Regions from separate parts of the Homo sapiens genome. Here region 1 is linked to region 2. Evidence: chromatin contacts called from ENCODE Hi-C or POLR2A ChIA-PET data. All regions are on one chromosome and are shown on one strand. Each heading gives the region's core, a stretch centred on a gene start or an enhancer-like site at or near the end of the contact. The rest is flanking DNA. Distances are from core to core; before and after follow the strand shown. Region 1 overlaps MPP7 (MAGUK p55 scaffold protein 7). Region 2 holds the start of YME1L1 (YME1 like 1 ATPase).

What was found. A loop is a pair of places that touch in the nucleus more often than their neighbours do. ChIA-PET counts read pairs that join two places held with the same protein, here RNA polymerase II (POLR2A). Pooled maps may share reads with other maps.
Region 1: a loop to region 2 is called in a pooled map, with 7 times the contacts of the local background. The contact joins the enhancer-like site here to the promoter of YME1L1 in region 2. A Hi-C loop is called at or near these places in 3 of 50 pooled maps. POLR2A ChIA-PET finds 5 or more read pairs at or near these places in 2 of 52 experiments (HEK293T and naive thymus-derived CD8-positive, alpha-beta T cell).

The regions. Positions count from the first base shown.
Region 1 is chr10:28,176,744-28,180,490 of GRCh38, forward strand. All of the region lies in intron 3 of MPP7 (MAGUK p55 scaffold protein 7), which reads right to left. Among named protein-coding and RNA genes, the nearest start is that of SNORD130, 110 kb to the left of the region's middle. Within about 2 kb of position 1,653, at least 6 of the 41 ENCODE cell types and tissues checked have a DNase peak (open chromatin) inside an H3K27ac peak, as active enhancers do.
Region 2 is chr10:27,152,528-27,156,489 of GRCh38, forward strand. It overlaps YME1L1 (YME1 like 1 ATPase), which reads right to left and starts at 1,857. Exons shown (of 19, transcript NM_014263.4): 1 at 1,651-1,857. The coding sequence starts at 1,683. It overlaps MASTL (microtubule associated serine/threonine kinase like), which reads left to right and starts at 2,825. Exons shown (of 12, transcript NM_001172303.3): 1 at 2,825-3,085. The coding sequence starts at 2,900. RefSeq lists enhancers at 2,587-2,646, 3,267-3,516 and silencers at 2,707-2,916, 2,714-2,912.

The DNA of each region.
Region 1 (3,747 bases), core at 403-2,902, 1.0 Mb after region 2:
AGAAACCATCATTCTGAGCAAACTTTCGCAAGGATAGAAAACCAAACACCACATGTTCTCACTCATAGGTGGGAATTGAACAATGAGAACACTTGGACACAGGACGGGGAACATCACACAGCGGAGCCTGTCGTGGGGTGGGGGGGTGGGGGAGGGATAGCATTAGGAGATATATCTAATGTAAATGATGAGTTAATGGGTGCAGCACACCAACATGGCACATGTATACATACGTAACAAACCTGCACATTGTGCACATGTACCCTAGAACTTAAAGTATAATTTAAAAAAAAAAAAGAAAGAAAAGAAAAAAACAAGAATAATTGCAGTGGACTAAAACTCATCAAATATACAAAAATCTTTGTATTCATACCGATAGTAAAAAGAGTTCTGGCCGGGCGCAGTGGCTCACGCCTGTAATCCCAGCACTTTGGGAGGCCAAGCAGGCAGATCATGAGGTCATGAGTTCGAGACCAGCCTGGCCAACATAGTGAAACCCCAACTCTACTAAAAATGCAAAAAAAAAAAAAAAAAAAAAAAATTAGCCAGGCATGGTGGCGCGGCTGAGGCAGGAGAATCACTTGAAACAAGGAGGCAGAGGTTGTGGTGAGCCAAGATCACGCCACTGCACTCCAGCCTGGGCAACGCAGTGAGACTCCATTTCAAAAAAAAAAAAAAGAGTTCTTACTGATTCACTTTTGGAGGGTGCAAGGGCACCAAAACAACATTGTGAAAATTCGTAGATTAATTGTTCCTATATAAGCTGTATTTCAAAATAACCTAAGAATTGATAAGGAAAAATTGTTCTGTACAATGATAAGAAAATGATTAAATAAACCATAGCATAAGCGGTTGATGGATTACAATAATGCCACTAAAAATTATGATTACAAAGTTTAGTGATTAAAGATACGGATCTCTTCTCTATCCTAAGTTGCACTAAGATGATTTTTCAAATTAAAAATAACAGAAATGAGACAGAAGACTAGAGAGTTCAAAAATTTTTAGAAAAAGGAAGCCACCGCATAGAACCAGACAAAGTGGGGAATTGTTTAAAAGAGACAATTTGACCCAGGGAACACTGTCATGCTGGCGGATCAGGGATGCCAGGCATGCAGGTGCTGAAACCCTAAATACTGTGAGGGGCTCCTTTCCCTTGGCTGATCCAGAATGTCAAGCAGCCAGCCACCTAAGGCCCAGGCAGCAGATTCCAGGTCTCTCTGATGAAAAAACTGAAGAGCCATGGAGAAAAATGGCTCTTTATTCTGGGATTTGCAATCTCTCCTCCTGTAACCAACAGTAGCTGATTTTTCATCCTTTCCCTCTGAAGCAGAGTTTTTAAGTTCTGGCACTACTGACATTTTAGGCTGAATAGTTCTTTGTTGTGAGGGGCTTTCCTGTCTATCGCAGGATGTTCAGCAGCATCCCTGAGCTGTTCTCCTAGATGCCAGCAGTACCCCCTCCTCAAGTCATCACCATCAAAGATGCCTCCAGATGTTGCCAAATGACCAGGAAAGGCGAGAAGGAATCCAACTCAGTCGAAAACCACTGTTCTACAGAGATTCCACCTGTCACCAGGCCCTGCTCCAACACATAGATCTTCCAATCAGCTCTTTTAACAACTCACTATTAAACACAGGCAGACAACCAAGAATAAGCAGACATTTGAGGAAAGCCCCCACAGGATAAACACCAAGCAGGCAAAACAGGAAAAAAAAAGTCCCAGAGTAAAGAAAAATTGTGAACAAAATGAGGAGAATTGAAAATGAAACCGAAACCATTCTACTGAATACTCATCAACAAGCAGAGTAGCATGATAGTAAAAATGTAGAACTTGAGTCAGACCACCTGGGTTCAAGACCAGCTCTACCACCTAACTGGCTGTGTAATCAAAGTGGTACCTCATTCTTCTAATCTTTACAATGGGGTAAAGATTAATATCTATCTAAAGGGTTGCTGGAAGAGAGAAACAAGGTACTTAGAACTTTGAAAAGTTCATGGAACACAGAATCAACAAAAAGGGGGCTTTTGTTTTGTTTAATTATCCTCAGAAAGATTCTATAGTGTATCCATGGAATGAGACTAAGATGTTACAAAAAAGAAACAGAGACATTCTTCTCAAATGTACTGGAATTAAAATAGCAGCAGCGAATTTTTAAGATTTTAAAGAGAAATGTAGTAAAAGTTGAAGAAATCTCTTTAAAAGCAAAGGTAAAATCCAGAAAGGCCAATATTCACCTAAAAGAACTTCTAGAAAGATGGAAGAGGAGAAGAGCTGAGGGAAGGAAATTATCAAGAAATTAAAGCTGAAGAACAGATGTCTCCAGGACTGAAAAGGTCCATTGGATCCAACCATTACAACGACTGGGGTGCAGATAAAGAACTCCTTGCAACCCCACACTAACCTCATCACTGTGAAATTTCTCCTCCAACACACTCACACTGGTTAATTCTTCAGCAACTTTCAGATCTTATTTAACTAGATCAGTGATCAGTTCTTCAATAAAACTTCCCAGAATCTTGGAAAATACCCCCTTCTCTGCCCCTTATACACTCAAAGCACCAAAAACCTGTCCCTATCTCAGTAATAATTACACACTTACTCAAGTGATTACTTGAGTGTTGATTCCAAGAGTCATATGGTTTAAGACCACCGTGTCTGTTTTTCACCATTGCATCCCCATCATCTAACACAATCTATAATAACTATTTAAATACATTTTATATAAATGAGCCATATAATAAAATTACTGATTTCTTGGAAATATCATACATTAATAATAATAAATACCTCTACTACAGAGTTTCACAACTCATTACATGAAATAAAAAAATTTCACAAGTTTTTCGTACTGCTTTGGCCTGAATTTGCTTCTTTTATCTTTAACCCATCAGTGACAGAACTAAATTCTTTAAGCTAGGTCTCAGATGTCCCGAAGGAATGAGCACCACCTAGTGGAGGCACATAATATTAAAAAGTGGCTTGAAACACTACCTAAATTTACTAGGCACACAATAGTGGCTAGCCAAATATTTATTCAAATTAAAAGACAAAGATACATGCCAACTTTGTCAAGTAATGAAAATCAAATTTTTACCATCTGTATAATTTATAACATTCCAATTTAAACAAATGAAATTCACAAATAAAATGTATTTTTAAAGTTGGCAGTTAACATCCTTTCATTTAGCTTTTAACTGAACACAGAAATGAAAACAATGAGGAAGAAAGCAATTCTAGATGCTATGCTTCCAAAGTGAGAAAGAAAATAAAGGTACAATTAAAACACTAATTGCATATGAAAATACACCATTTGATACACTCAAGCCTTTCAAAAAAAATAGGAAAGTTTTTTATCAGAAGGGAGGGGGTGTATTATACTTTGATATTGATAGCCCTCGCTTGCTAAGCAAAAATAATTGTGAAATGTAGTAATGAAACAGGGGACTCTAAGAACAATGTAGATACATTTGTCTTCTAGTTTTATTAGTGATGAAAGGAAACACAAATCAAAAGTATCCAGGATAGCACACTCCTGGGTTAATATATTAATATTAAACTGGAATAATCAAGTAAAACAGGGACATCTTACAAGACATATCACCCTTTCTCAAGCCTTGCCACAGTGGTTGCAGAGGGGAGATGCATGTCTATCAAAGAAGAAAATGTAAAAATTACCAAGTTTTGACAAGAAAATGAATATGAACTTTCTACAGCGCAACTGTTAGATCAATAGCAACTACCTA
Region 2 (3,962 bases), core at 607-3,106:
GTAAATTCTCCTAAAATCAGGCCTCTTGATGTGAACTAAGGCAAAGAGTTGAGTTTCAAAAACTTCAATACCATATTCAATAGGCCATGTCAGACTTCTTTTTCAAACAATTACTAGGACTTCTCCAGACACTGTCATCTTGGTAAATAGCACCTTCAATGCATTCATCTGATCAAACCCAGAAACACCTCTCCCCATCATCTCTCTGATCTCTCATGCAATTCCACTTTCTTCAAAATATATCTCATTCTCTTCTTTCCATAACCACTGCAACAGCTTTAATTGGGGGGTGGGTGGGTATTTTTAGCTGATAACATCTTCCACTCTTGCCCTCTCCTATTCTCCATATAGCAAAAGCCAGTCATCTCTTAAAAATGAAAATCTAATCATGTTTTAAAACTTTCAATGGTTCCCAATACACTTAAAATGAAATCAGCCATAATATATCCTTTACTCCCTGTATGATCTGCCTCAAGTCTTTTCTCCAACCTCTTCTGTCACTACCCCCTTTAACTACTATGTTCTAGCCACACTAGCCTTATTTTTGTTCCTTCAACCTGCTAAACCCTTTCCTAACTCAGGACCTCCAGGTATTTTTCTGTATGCCTGTGATACCTGTTCACTCTTCACCTTGCTAAGTCCTACTCATATTTACTTCATATCAATATTAAGAGAAGATTCCACATTTGCTTTGCTCACCTGGTACATAACTGATGCCCAATAACAAGCAGCTGCTTCAGTTTGTTAGCCAGTACTAGCACAAAAAATTAAAAATTCTTAAAATGAGGGGGAGTAAAAGTTACACAAAGGAACACAATCATATGCTTAAATCAAGAACCTAAGAGTGTCGATTTTCTTAAAAATTATGTTTTAAAAAAACTCAATGTTTTAAAAACTATTTCTTTGCAAAACTGTAGGAACTCTCAAAAAATCTATTAAAATGTTACCATCAAAAAAAGAGACTGGAATGAAGCAAGAATAAAACATTGTCACAAGTGATTGCCCAAGAGCGTAATGAAAACCCTTGAAATCATTTTTCTCTTCACTACCTTTTGTTTTACAAAACGATGAGGATGAGGCTGAATCAAAATTTTAACTGCAAACAGTTTACGACTCGGAAATACACATTTTAGTTACTTCTGGTCAAAATGAGAAAAAAACTTGCATGGCTGGCCATCCGAAATATTATACCATGTTTGGGTTAAATTTAAATTCCATTTAAAAGGAAATAAAGAGCAGGGGATAGGGGCTGTGAACACTAAAGCCACTGGAAAGTCGGAAAAAAGGGAACATTACCTGCTCCCTTTAATGTATGGTACAGACATTTTCCCACCCCAGAACGCCGGACACTGAACAATGCCGGACGGATTCTCTAGCAGAAATTCCACGCAATCAGTTCGATAAGCCAGGGTCTCTCTCTATCACTGAGCTCACATCCCGCCTCTGCCCTCAACAGCTTCATCGTCAGCACTGAAGTCTCCGGCCCACTCTCAGCGTCGTCCCCTGATCCACTCCTCAATCCTGGGATTCGCATTGAGTACATCACTTCATTTCTAGAGTCCCTTCTGAGAAATCGCTTCCACGAGCGCAATTTGCAAACAGCCACGGGCAGGGCGGGAGGAAAAAAAATGGGCTGAATGCCTGGCTTACCTGGGGTTGCACCGTGCTCGACAAGGAAAACATCTCCGGCGGGCCCTCAGCGACCTCACCCGCCTGCCGAAACTGTGCCCCTCTGTCCACGGCCCGGCGGGGAGGCGCTGAGCCCTTCTTTTTTCCTTTTTCTCCGACCCGTTGCCCCTCACTCCTCCCAGAAACGGAAAATGGCCTCCCCTTCCTACAGCTACTGCAACGACAGACAATCCGCCCCGGAAGGCGAGGCGCTAACTCAACAGTACTTCCGGGGCAAGTGAGCGCCCACAAGGCCAAGTGCCTGCGCGTTCTTTCCCGCGGAAGTAGTTGACATTTACAAGGAGCAGCGCCCCCAAAGGTCTTTAGCTGTTTTTTAAGGGGAGAACAGCCTTTACCCTCTTTGGACTTTTTCTTCGTTTTTTTTTTTTTTGGAGACGGAGTTTCGTTCTTTCGCCCAGGCTGGCGTACAGTGGCGCGATCTCGGCTCACTGCAACCTCTGCTCCCCGGGTTCAAGCGATTCTCCTGCCTCAGCCTCCCGAGTAGCTGGGATTACAGGTGCCCGCCACCACGCCCGGCTGATTTCCTCTTAAGACTTTCTACAGCTTCCTTATGAAATCTTCTGACTGGGCCTTGAGCAATAAGGTCTTTTGCTACAATTTAGTGCTCTTTTCCTCACACTAAATCGAAAACTCTCCCTGTTGGTCCTGATCTGTTTCAGTCAGGCAAATTACATCCTGGGAAAACGTCAGATGACAGGGGAGGCCACTCGCTTCCTGCTCATCCAGTTTCGACACTTTCTGTGCTTTCATTAGCTTCCAGACCTCAGCCCTGGCCCTCGCTTTACTGTACAGTCAGAACTGGTTTCTACGCCTCGCGAGGGTGGGAGGTCGTGTATGGGAGGAGGACCGCTTCCCACCAGCCTCGTTGGGAAGCCAGGAGAAATCTCTTCAAATCCTGCGATTCAGAGTCAAGTCCCAGTCGTCCTTTTTCTGGTCGGCCCAGAACTGTTTGTGCCTCCTCCCTCATGAGGAATGATGTCAGTGGGGCCGCGGTCGCCGCCCACGAAGAGTGTAAGGCTGCGAAGTCGGGGCTTTCCCGACGCCCCCTCCGTCCGCGTCTGCGTAGGGGAGGTGACGAGGGCGGGGCGCGGCGGCGGGGTGACGTCACGGCCGCGCGCGGCGTGGGCGGAGCCTCACTTTGAACCCAGTTGGCGGGAGTGGCTGCTCGCGGAGGGGCAGTGTCTGCGGGGCCGCTGTATGCTGTCCAGCGATGGATCCCACCGCGGGAAGCAAGAAGGAGCCTGGAGGAGGCGCGGCGACTGAGGAGGGCGTGAATAGGATCGCAGTGCCAAAACCGCCCTCCATTGAGGAATTCAGCATAGTGAAGCCCATTAGCCGGGGCGCCTTCGGGAAAGTGTATCTGGGGCAGAAAGGCGGCAAATTGTATGCAGTAAAGGTAGGAAGTCAACGAGTAGCAAGGAAGGGGTTAGGCCCTTCGGCCCTCCTTCCTGCCCCACCGGCTTGGGCAGGCCCCGGGGTTGCTGGAGCGAGGAGTCTGGGTGGCCTGGCTTGCTGAAGCCTCCAGAGCCCTGCGAGCTGACTTCTTTTTGGGGCGACATCAGCGGTCGGGTCGGGTGTCTCGCCTCTGTTCCGCCCTTCCCTCCATATCTCAGATGCCCAGTGAGAACAGCAAAGTTTGACTCTCTTCTCCCTGCCCAGCGTTAGCAAATGAGGAAACTGAGGCCAAAGGCAAAGGGACTTGACCGAGGTGATTACATCGGTCTTAGTACAACAGGCACTTAAAGCCAAAGCCGTGATTCGTAGTCTCACCCTGGCTTGAGTTAGGTTTCTTTTTTATTTTTTTTTGAGGCGGAGTCTTGCTCTGTTTCCCAGGCTGGAGTGCAGTGGCGCAATCTCGACTCACTGCAAGCTCCGCCCCCCGGGTTCACGCCATTCCCCTGCCTCGGCCTCCCGACGAGCTGGGACTACAAGCGCCCGTCACCACGCCCGGCTGATTTTTTGTATTTTTAGTAGAGACGGGGTTTCTTTAGTAGAGACGGGGTTTCACCGTGTTAGCCAGGATGGTCTCGATTCCCTGACCTCGTATTCCGCCCGCCTCGGCCTCCCAAAGTGCTGGGATTACTGGCGTGAGCCACCGCGCCCGGCGAGTTAGGTTTCTAAATCCAAAAGGTTTTTAGTAATTAGTGGTTTTGTTTACCTTGTTTGCTTTGACGTGCAGAATCGTCGAAATTTTTCTACCACAGAAGAGTGATTAATCTGTAGGCACTGATAACTTTTTAAGTTTTATTCTTAACCAGAAGAAAGATTACTAT